2 separate regions of the Homo sapiens genome follow, and region 1 is linked to region 2. A link is a contact called in ENCODE Hi-C or POLR2A ChIA-PET data. All regions are on one chromosome and are shown on one strand. Each heading gives the region's core, a stretch centred on a gene start or an enhancer-like site at or near the end of the contact. The rest is flanking DNA. Distances are from core to core; before and after follow the strand shown. Region 1 overlaps LOC124900169 (a long non-coding RNA gene). Region 2 holds the start of RBM46 (RNA binding motif protein 46).

Region 1 (5,581 bases), core at 3,039-5,538, 62 kb after region 2:
TTTTTGCTACATAGTACTAAATGCATTCATTATTGTTCAAATGAATATAAGCTATATTTAAGAGCAATTTCTAAATATGTTATTTCAAGCAGAGATTAATTTTAAATAAGAAAACCTGACCTAGGTTTTCTATTTTCTTTGTAAGTTTCTAGGTTTACTATTTTCTTTGTAAGTTGATGGCTGTTAATATAAATCTGACCTATTTTTTCCTTGCACATATAACCAAGAGGAATGTGGGCTTAATGAGGAGACTGAAAATTGTATAAGAACTGTTATTAATCATACTTTCATAATTACTGCAATTATATTTAAAAAGAAAAGTCTGCTTATGAATTTCAGGTGACACAGAATTCTACCAGATTTTTTCATTTATTTCCTTATTTACAGGACAAATATTTCAGTCCTGCTGTGCTGGGTGTATACCAGCCTTCCCTAACAATCCAGGTCAGTGTGTGACAGGAATAATATAAAGTCCTTTAGGAGCTCAAAGTAGGATAAAATGTGGCCAAGACTGATTCATATTGTATAAAGTTGAATTGCTTTAACCATATTAGTGCTAGATCACAGCAAAGCCCCAAACACACATGTACCTCATATCCCATTTATCCCTTGGAGGCCTCAGTGTCCAACTCTGCACAAAGAAATAATGCAAGAGATAGTATTCTAGCTATAGAGAGGGAACTGTGGGTAGGATCAATTCCCTTACAAAAATAGAACCAAATTTCAAGTAATGAAGAATGAAAATCCAATCTAATATTTAGAAACTATAAACATATTTTAACAGAGACTTTGTACATAAGTTCCAGTATTCTATTCAAACTAGCATCAAACTAAGCTCAATAGAACCACAGTATTCAAATCTGAATCACTTTCAACTTAGTGCTAGGTGAGGGCAAAGCCCAAAACCCACATGTACCACACACCTCACTTATACCTGGGAAGCATCAATGTCCAACTCTGCACAAACAAGTAATGCAAGGTAGGATGCCACCTGGTTGCAGGGAGACAGACTGTAACAGGCATTCCTTCCCAGAGGCATGGTGATGCAGTACAGTGCTCAAGAGCATAGACTTAGGGGCTGCATTGCCTGGGTTTGAATCCCAGCCAACCACTGTGACCTTAGGCAGATTATCTCATCACTGTGTGCTGTACTTCCTACCCAGTATCCTAAGTATGTTGCCAGGAGGAATAAGTGAATTAGTAAGTGCTGAAAAGCTATGACTGGGTCAGATAGACTTTCAGTAAATAATACCTGTTGAATGAAATGATTAGCTCAATATATGCTAACAAAGTCTTTCTACATGTAGAATACTGTGCTTGGATTTAGAGGCTACTTCCTATGAAGATCTTTAATATGGTTGAGGTAAAATTACTTGATAAGCTTTAAAAAATATGATACAGTGACCATTTAATTTCCCAATAAGCCTATGTCCTCTGTACTCACTTTCACATATTTAATCAGTAGTAAGTGGGGAATATATACTTATGCTATATTAAGTGCTGGTAATATGAAGTGTGAGACATCGTCTCTGCCCTGAAGGGCCTTAAATTGTAGCGGAGGAGGTAGGATATAATAAATAAGGACGAAAAAGGGGCTATGTATCCAGCAATAACTGCGTGGCATAGATAGAAAGTATATTTATATGGGTACTGATATACAAATGAAAAATTTTTATCTGTGGCCTGATTTTTTTTTAGTTAAACACGACTGACTCAATTATTTTCCCTTGAATTGCTGTTCCAGTTTTATATTATTACTCAATGCTTGGTATTTAATTGGTCCACTCTAGTTCCCAAAATTCTATTTCTCTGTGATTTGTTTTGTTATTGTCTTGTTTTGTTTTATTTTCCTCCTGAGTTTCAAAGCAACTGGAGTTCTGGATCTGTGTCTCAGTTCTTTTTTTTTTTTTTAAATCTCCAGTTCACTTTGTGCAGTACATTATATGTATTTAGCACTTACATTATATGTAAGTGCTAAATAAGGACATATTTTGTTTAATAAATATAATATATAGGAACCAAAAGTTAATCTGCAAAACCAAGTCTGAATCAAACCTCTTTCCAATTTAAAATATATAGAGATTCAGTTCAGTTTGCCTATCTACACTGGAGGAAGATGTAGACAACTGGTAGAAGGCATGAAAGAGAGATGTAAGAGTGCTGCAAGGTTTACAAAATAGATTTTATAAAAAGCTAAAGAAACTGGTGTTGTTTAGCCACAAAACAGAATCTAATGAGTGAATGTCACTCAACAGTTGTCTGGCAGATCAGTGCCACTGGAAGGAGAGTACAGATGATTGGCTTTAAACTCTATCCAGAATTATTTAAACCAAAAATTAGAAAAATATATAAACTGTAAAGTACTGCTACTCCAACAGTGGTCTGTGGGCAGACAGCGTCTGTGTAGCGTGGGAGCTACTTAGAATTGCAAATTTGTGATCCCCACCCCAGGCCTACAGATCTGTTTTAACAAGCTCTCCAGGTGACTCTAATGTAAGTGCAAGATTCTTAAGCAGTGCTCTAAAGAATCTTTGCTGGGGAGGGTGCACTTGAAATACTCATCAGGGAAGGTTGGGCCTTTCTTTTCACAAGATTGCTAATCTGAATAGCAATCTGACTGACTGAGTGATTATCTCTGAACACAATCTAACATGGTGAGTGCTCTATTCTTTAGAAGTGTTACTTGCCTGACCCCCACTGGACTTCCCAGGCACCCAGCCTGCCTCTCAGCCTCACTTATTCCTATGATATGGGAACAAGTGAGCGGCTCAGTTTCAGGAGTCTTGAGCACCTTTTGCACCTTGAGAGCATGGCTGTCAGCTAAAAATTCCAGGAGAAGCAGAAGTACTGAAAAATGTGATAGAGGGAGATAAAGCAAAATGTCAAGAAGATAAAGTGTGACACAAGTAGGGAAAATGGGTCAGGAAAAAATTAAAATAAGAAGTATGAACAAGAGAATAGAAGAATAAAGACAGGTGAGCTTATTTAAAGTTAGAATTGGGTTAAATGAGAAGCAAGGGAAAGAAAGGGAATTTAAAGGTAATATGTGAAGAGTAATGGAAAACCTATCTGATAGAGATGCTGTAAGAGTTAAGTGAGTCAGTATGTGTAAAGTGCAACCATGCTTGGCAAACAGTGAGCACTGTGTATGGGCTAGTTATGACTGTGACTTCAATGAATAAAAAGAGGTGGAAGAGTAAGAGGTAAGAAACCACATTAGTTAGCCATGCCCCACGGTTAATACAGGCACAGCCCTTTCTGAAGTAAGGTGATGAAACAGATGACTGACCTCTTAGAAACTTTCACAGTTAACAGTTATTACATGGCTAGTATGCTACACAGCACGTATACACACACACACACACACACACATACATGCACACATACCACTTGTGTATATATATATAATTATGTAGAAAATACCTGTGGTATTTAATACTTTTTTTGCAAATTGAATAGGTATTTTTATTGGCATGTCTAGGCCATTATTTTAAAAAAAATCATCTTTAAGTTACATGAAGAATAATTTAAAAAATAAATATTTATAGAGTAGCATAGCTACAAACAAATTTCATTAAATTTTTGTTTTAAAATGTAGACATACTTTAAATTTGACAAAAACTCATAAAAATAAAAAAATCCTGTTTTGGCTGACCTAGCATACCTAAACCCAATAGGGTGCCTTCTTAATTACTTCCTTTAATGTGTTGAACTTGGTTTCAGTATTCATTAGAGATCAGACTTTCAGGAGAATTTCTTATTAGCTTTGGCTAAATTATTATTGATGAAATGTACAGAAAAATAGAAAATATCAACTGATAATAGATAATCTTTTGAAAGTATTAAATGAGAATACAAGAAAGAAAATAGATCTCGTAGAATCTAGGAATGGAAACGACAGAGGATCAGACTAAGTCTTGAAACACATGAGTGAAATTCACCTCTCTCACTGGCCAATGTTGGTATTGATTGGCACCATATGGCTTGCTCAAAGCAACTAGAAACATATTTACTCCTTCCTTCTTAGTGAAGTTACCAGATGCCCCACCTCCGAAAAGAATATGATTTTTCTCCAATTTTACTTATCCAGAAAATAAAAATCTTAAATTTAAATGTATTGCAGCTTTCCTGATTGCATCATGATTGAGCACACCCAGGAAATGAGTCATTCAAAGATACTCAGAAAGATGCTTTGTGTGTTGTTCCCTGGTACTTAGAGAAAACATCAAGAGCGAATTACTCTTTCTACGGTGAGTTTATTAAGAAGAATAACAAACCATGCTCTTTGTTCTCTGGAAAATTTCAGCAATGTGTGTGTGAGGGTTGAGGTGGGTGGACGGTGGTGATATTGCTGACCAGAAGGTAAGCCATGTGGTGGCCACATGCTTCTCTGGTTGACAAAATCAGAAAGTGTATTTCTAGGTCTAGATATTTCCCAGGATTTAGCTTTTCAAGTGTAGATTCCAAGATTATCCAGACACTGAAAACGGCCATTCTACTTTTAAATTATTGTATTCTGGAGTAATGATTCAGTTCAACATCCCACACTGTTGGTGCCAGTTATCCAGCTGATTAGAGCAAGTTGTTAATGAGTACAAGGTTGGAATCACACAGGGTAATTAGTTTTCAGTCCCTTGTACAAATGGCTCTAATCTCAGGACGTTCAAAAAATGCATTTTACAAATAACAAAGGGGACAGGGTGAGAAAGTAGAACTAACTGGTAGAAATTTATCAATATCCTTAGAGATAAATAAATATATCCCATCTGCTTAAATACTCAAGTTAGAAAGTGGGCAGGTTTAGATGACACAAGCTTTAGGCCACTATATATGTTTTACTGAACTGTACAACCATCTCCTTCAGAAACCTAAAAGTGGGCACAAATATCTAACTCTGAGTCCTACTTACACAAGAAGAAGCATCATTCAATGCCAAATACTTAAGGAACTATTATATTCTTACGGAAAATATACTTTGTTCAAATGCTGAATACTCACTGAAATGGAAATTAAAGAGCAATAAAATATGTAAGGTTTGCTTTTGTTGGGGAGGGAAAAAATAGCTTCCCTCTACCTTCCTAGGTTCTTTTGCTGGGGTACCAATGAAATTGACAGAAGATAGATTAACAGGAGAAAAACCATATTTAATTTCTTATGTGCACACAGGAGTCCCACAAAATATGAGACTTGAAGAAGTACCAGATGATAGAAGCTTCTATTGTATCTTGAGCTACAGTAAAGGAATAGGGGCATGGTGCTTCTAGTGGATGGTAGAGAGAGGTTGCAGGAGGGTGAGGGGAGGAAATGTGTGATGAATACAGATTGTCTTATTATGCAGATAAAAAGTCTCTTAGGTAATAAAAGTTGTCTCACAGCAGGTCTCTTTCTGGTACAGATACTTTTACTCATGTAGACTTCCTTCATACATGTAAGTTTCTTTTATAAAAGGGGAGCTTTTCAGAGCTACTCCTGTGTCTGCAATTTCCCAGAATTTCCCACTCAATTTCCCACTCAATTTATGCAATTTCCCACTCAAAATATGCCAGAGAAGCAGATTCTGGTCACCTACAGTCATATTTTG
Region 2 (5,914 bases), core at 1,129-3,628:
ATTCAGGATAAAGATATCTACATATTCTTGTCCAAATTAAGTACACCATTCCTTACACAAGGTCCTTCATAATCTGTTATTTTAAATCTGTTACCAATTTGAACATAGAGATCACATTTTCTTGCCTCATCAATCATCGGGTAGTAAAATGAGAAATAACATTCGGCATTAATATGCAAATCTGGACAATTTTTACAGCAATTACTTGATTTGTAGTCACAAACTCTACTTAAACTGACATGTCTTCCTTCTCCTAACAATAAAATAACACCATTAAACCTGAGACTTAATTTCAGTCCATAAACTGGGTTTGTTCTCGTTATTAATAATTCTTGTTTCATAATATATCCAGTAATGCATATATTTTAAGTGTTGATATGTATTATATTTGGCAATAATATTCAAGTACATTACTCCAACCTCTTAAGTGAAAATCAGCAATCAAAGCAGTGCCTTAAGCAGAAAGCATTAATATTTAGTGATTGCAGGCAGCACTGTCATCTTTATGTCTATAAAGATGCAAACAAATTTTATTAACAATGCAAACAAATGCAGACAGATGCAAACAAAGTTTAAAGTAGAATGTTTTAAACGTGTGCCCTGAAAACAAGTCTATTATTAGACCCCCATAAGGAGATTCAATTCTGAAAAGATCCAAATGGAAGTCTGTCAAACTGTATATACATCGTGGTGATTCTTGAAACGAAAATATCTTCCCATTATTTAAATAAGCAAAATTCTACAGACCCTTGAACATGTCCTTTATATGTTATTCTCCTTATACACGCAACATATCCTGCTTCCTGGTTATAACGCCATTCTCAAACACAAAATCAGGCCAATTTTTAAGAGAAGCCAAGACTTAAAAAGCTCGGCGGCGATGGCTCACGCCTGTAATCCCAGCACTTGGGGAGGCCGAAGCGGGTGGATCATGAGGTCCAGAGATCGAGACCATCCTGGCCAACATGGTGAAACCCTGTCTCTACTAATACAAAAATCAGCTGTGCGTGGTGGCGCGCGCCTGTAGTCCCAGCTACTCCCGAGAGTTTGAGGCAGGAGAATCGCTTGAACCCGGTAGGCGGAAGTTGCAGTCAGCCGAGATCCTGCCACTGCTCTCCCGCCTGGGAGACAGAGCGAGACTCCGTCTCAAAACAAAACAAAAAACAAAACAAAAAAACTCCTTATGATATTTCCTCTTTGATATTTGCCTATATTAGGATTACCACATAACATAAAGGTTACGGGGAATTTATCAAGAATGTAAAGACAGTTAAAGCTTAAAGAACTTAAATATTACCTAAGCTAAATTTACATAGGAGAAAACTGGTGCCCAAATAAATCAAGCAGCTTCGCAATATCTCAGAATATCAACGCCAGGATTAAATGCCGCTGGTTCTGTGGTTTTTCCAGCAGCTCCAAAGAAACATTTTTAAATTAGGGGTTTAAAAACTACCAGATGTTAGGAAACAAAGGCGGTGCCACGACGTGTGCTGCCGTCCGTGTGTCGGGGGAGAGGCGAGCTATCTTCCCTGTGCACCCGCGGCCTCCCACTGCCCACAGCCCAGCACACACGAGGTACTCGGGGAAGAAACAGGGAGACAAAGGCAAAGTAAAGTTCGAGGCTCAGTCCCGGCTAGAACTCCACGCAAACGACTAGGAGCCCGCTAAAGCTCACCCAGCCTGAATTCAATTCTGAAACCAGACTGCTGAATCTCACCCAGCCGTCGGGACGCCCCAGACGGCGTCCAAAGCCTCCAGGGGACGCGCGGACCCTACAACGGCCAGGCAGCGGCCCGGGCCTGCAGCGGTCGTTGGTCGTCGGCGTAAGCGTGTCAGGAAAATAACACGAAATGCAGCACAGGTGGGAAGCGGCCGGAAGGCAGCGGGGGAGAGCGGAAATAAGGCGGAGAGCGCAGGGCGCCGCGGGGCGGAAGAGGCCGCCAGACGCCCCAAAGAGACTGGCCGCTGGGCCCTCACCATGCAGCGCCTGGGTGACGGCGAGGGCGCCTTCTGGCCGGATGCTGCCGGGGCAGGAAGCAGCGTCTCGGACACTTGCCCTCCCACTGCTCGACGGGGCTGGGGAAGGACGAGGGTGAACCCCGCAGCCACCGCCGCCAGCCCCCACTGTGTATTCGGCGTGAGAGTGAGCCGGGCACTATCCAGCCGTTAGCAGTGGTCTGGTAGTGACCCCGTTTCCCCTTTCCCCTCCTCACCCCTTCGGGTCTTCAAATGTTGGTCCTAAATCCCGGGGCCCAACGACCAAAAACCGCCGCCACCGTTTAGGGGACCAGTCGGTCAGAGCGAGGGGGGGTCGTCGCAGGGGGAGGGTAGCCCACCGGGACCGCTCGCGCTGGTCCTCGTGTCTCCACTCGTTTCCCAGCGCGCAGCGCGCGCGGTGGCCTAAGCAGCCCCACGAGGAGTGGTGCCTCATCCAATCAGGGATTAGCTTCGGGGCGGGGCGAGGAGGAGAGAGTGGGGCTAAAGTTTAAATGAGGCTCTTGGGCTAGTCAAAGTGCTTGGAGTGACAGGCATTTCGAGCAATTGGGGTGAAGAGAGCGATTTTTAGGGTGTGGGTGGGCACGGAATAATAAATGAAGGTCCTAGGTGCATTGTTTAGGTGTTTGAAGACGAGGGCTGCAGTGTGAAATTCCGCACTTAAGGGAAAACATAGATGCATCGTAATGGTTCTTTTTCTTGTTTGATGTAGTTTTCTTGTAAACTGCTAGTTTGGCGCAAAACAACCACATATATCCGGTGGACCTTTGAAATTAAGGGCTAGGGGGAGGTGGGTTATAAAGCTAAAAGATGGATTTGCAAATAGGACTAGAAGTATAAAGTATAAGTGGTTTAAATGACAATGACTAAGAAAATGGGTTAGATGAGGAGAACTAGCGATAGGCTTGACGCTACCACTAATCAGCTTGCAGGGACATTTGGCAGAGGCGAACTGCCGAACTGGGTTCTATGCTCTTGTAAAACCAACTTTCACAGATAGGGTTGTTTGGCATTCGGTATGCATAACTTCAGTTTTGCTTCCTTTGAAGACAGCTCGAAATTAAATGCAGACAAGGAAAGAAAAAACCACCTTTAGGAACCAACTATTTATGTATAGATAATATTAGATTCATGGAATATTAGACAATAAAGAACCTAGCTCATGTTGATTCTCTAATTAACAAGGAACTTCATGCCCAGAATATTCACCGAGTAACACAGATCTCCTTATTCCCAACCTCAAGGTGATTTCTTCCACATTAACTCCTAATGTATTTTCTCCATATATTCAAGGAACTAATGAATGTCTACCAATTTAAATTTTGTTAAAGTATATTTTTAATTTTTAAATATACTACAACAGTGAGGAATTAGCAGGGACTTTGGAGCCAGACAGACCCTGTTTAAAGTGGGGATTGTGAGAATAAAATAATATATGATATTACCAAATATTGAGCCAGATGCCAGAAACAATCCTAAGGACTTTTCATATTTTCATTTAATTCTCACAGTAACTTTGGTAAAGTTACTAGCCCTACTTTGCAGACGGGGAAACAGATGCAGAAACCTTAAGTAGTTTGGGCAAAGTCATATAGCAAGTAAGTGGCTCCAGTTTGAAACCTACAGACATAATTGCTATACTATACTGTCTCAAAATACGTCCAGAAACAAGTAGAAAACTTGGCATAGTACTTGATGCACACTGGAAGCTCAACAAATATTTTTTGTAAGCCGTCTGCCCTTTAGTCAATGAATACAAGTGTCATTTTATATAAGATGTATGCATTCAAAATAAAGCAACTAGAAAACCTAGACTGATAGATCTAGTTGGCTTTGTTTGACATGTCACCAATTCTGTACCTCGGGAACTGTGATTGTTATATTGATTACTATTTTTTGCTGCTCTTTTATTTCTCCAGAAAAAGATTCTCCTCATTCTTCATTTTCATGTCGGTACCTTCTCAATTCCTAGTAATTAATTCTAAATACATGTGTTTAAGGTTAAATTATCTGAAATGAGGTTAGGCATATTAGTGGCAATTTAAAACAAGTAATTTCTAGGAATGGCTGTAAGATCCTTAAGGAGTCACTAGGTGGAGATGTTGTGAGGTACAAAGATTGTTCTTGGAAATAGCCTGGAAGGTTGTTGAACATTGCTGGTTTTCTTGTTTCCCTTTTTGTCTTTTTTCTCCCCAAGTATAAAGAAAACCAAATAGACAAGGGCTTCTCAATAGGCATTACAGTCAGACCATAGAACCTTGCCATAGATGAGACAGTGTTGTTTAAAGACCCTTCCCATACTTAACATTGTATGTCATTTTGGTTAGATTTTGTCTAAGTTTTTATTATCCTAAAGTTTATTAATAGGTATACTTTTCAAATGCTATAAAAACTATTGTCTGCATGTACAATTAAAGAAATGACCTTTAACTTTATTTCTCAAGGCTCCCAGAGAAAGAGATCCAAAACACTTTTATCAGCTAGAATTCTTCAGTAACAGATTCCAAATTGGATTTGTTTTAAGATTATTTGAGCTTATGGGAAAAGGTGACCCAAATGAGTAAGAAGGAAGATGATAAGCAATGTAAAGGTGTTTGTGACTAAAAAGAAGTGTCGAAAGATACTTGGCATACAAGGGAGAAAATAGAAGGGGATCTCTGCAAACACCAGAAAGAGAAATAATAGTGACTGTGTGACATGGGAAGTAAAAGTTATCAATAAAAAATTGGAAGGAGCCGGGTGTGGTGGCACACACCTGTAGTCCTAACTACTTTGAGTTAGGCTGAGACAAGAGGATCACTTAAGCCCAGGAGTTTGAGGCTGCAGTGAGCTATGACCGTGCCACAGCACTCCAGCCTGGATGACAGAGCGAAACCCTGTCTCAAAAAAAAAAAAAAAAAAAAGGAAGAGATGCAAAATTCAAGTGGTTAAAAATAGTCTGAATACATGTATTTTCCCCATATAAAATGCAAGCTTTTATATCACTTAGAAGTTAAGATGCAAGCTTTTATATCACTTAGAAGTTATTTTCATATACATTCTGCAAAATACACCCCCTGACAAAGGAAAGAGAAGCAATGGGAAATCTTTAAAATGTTTAACATCCAACTTAGTCCTCTGTTCCATATAAATGAGCCTGTGCAGTGATCTGGTTTATTTTCCATGTGTTGGAGCTTCTTCAGCTTCCTTTATCACTGTGGCAGTGATATGACACAGATCCACCAAAAACATGGCAGCTACTTGCATGTTTATAGAATTAATGATCTACAGCACATCGCTCAGGAACAAGGAACTCTTTAATGTGGTGAATCTTCAATTGAAATGTCATCTCAAACCTGTTTTGGAAGTGTGGATTTGGGGTTTTGTTTTATTTTATGTGTGTAGTAAGTATGTTTATTCTAATTCACTGACCCTTACTTTCTTATCCTGGTTTAATGCATTCTGCCTGACAGATGAATTTGAACTTTTCATTATACTGGAAGGTGAGCATCAGCACCAAGATGACTATATGTGGCGGGAGAGGCGCATTAACATTGCTTTTTTCCAGTTATGGTGATGAGCCATATTTACATCCTGTCAGTGTACCCCCTATGATTAACAACCTCACTTCCCAAGGCAGCAAATCAGAACCTGAGATCTTCTTCACATGTAGCTAATGGCCTATATATGGACCAAACCCATGACCAAGGCCTCAGTTGACATAGGGGCAAACTAAAGGAAGTACTCATAAAGCTAACCCTTTTCAGATTGGTATAAGTTGTTAGTTAACATCAGGATCCACTTATCTAATTATTAAAAATAAATACATAAATAAACCACAATAATAGAAATAGGTGATGCGAAAGGAAATACACATTTTTCTCTGAGAGATCTAGGATTAACTCACAACATAAGAAACTAATATATGTAATAAAAAATA

The links. Hi-C counts contacts between places; a loop is a spot of excess contacts on that map. ChIA-PET counts read pairs that join two places held with the same protein, here RNA polymerase II (POLR2A). Pooled maps may share reads with other maps.
Region 1: a loop to region 2 is called in a pooled map, with 2.8 times the contacts of the local background. The contact joins the enhancer-like site here to the promoter of RBM46 in region 2. A Hi-C loop is called at or near these places in 1 of 168 maps with a recorded cell type or tissue (mammary epithelial cell) and 1 of 50 pooled maps. POLR2A ChIA-PET finds 5 or more read pairs at or near these places in 2 of 52 experiments (H1 and OCI-LY7).

Annotation. Positions count from the first base shown.
Region 1 is chr4:154,717,943-154,723,523 of GRCh38, reverse strand. All of the region lies in intron 2 of LOC124900169 (a long non-coding RNA gene), which reads right to left. Among named protein-coding and RNA genes, the nearest start is that of LRAT, 23 kb to the left of the region's middle. RefSeq lists enhancers at 2,277-2,841, 3,904-4,405, 3,438-4,637. Within about 2 kb of position 4,288, at least 3 of the 41 ENCODE cell types and tissues checked have a DNase peak (open chromatin) inside an H3K27ac peak, as active enhancers do; they include mammary epithelial cell, where a contact is called at or near this core.
Region 2 is chr4:154,777,736-154,783,649 of GRCh38, reverse strand. RBM46 (RNA binding motif protein 46) reads right to left here and starts at 2,378. Exons shown (of 5, transcript NM_144979.5): 1 at 2,214-2,378. LOC105377500 (a long non-coding RNA gene) reads left to right here and starts at 1,777. Exons shown (of 4, transcript NR_188451.1): 1 at 1,777-1,861.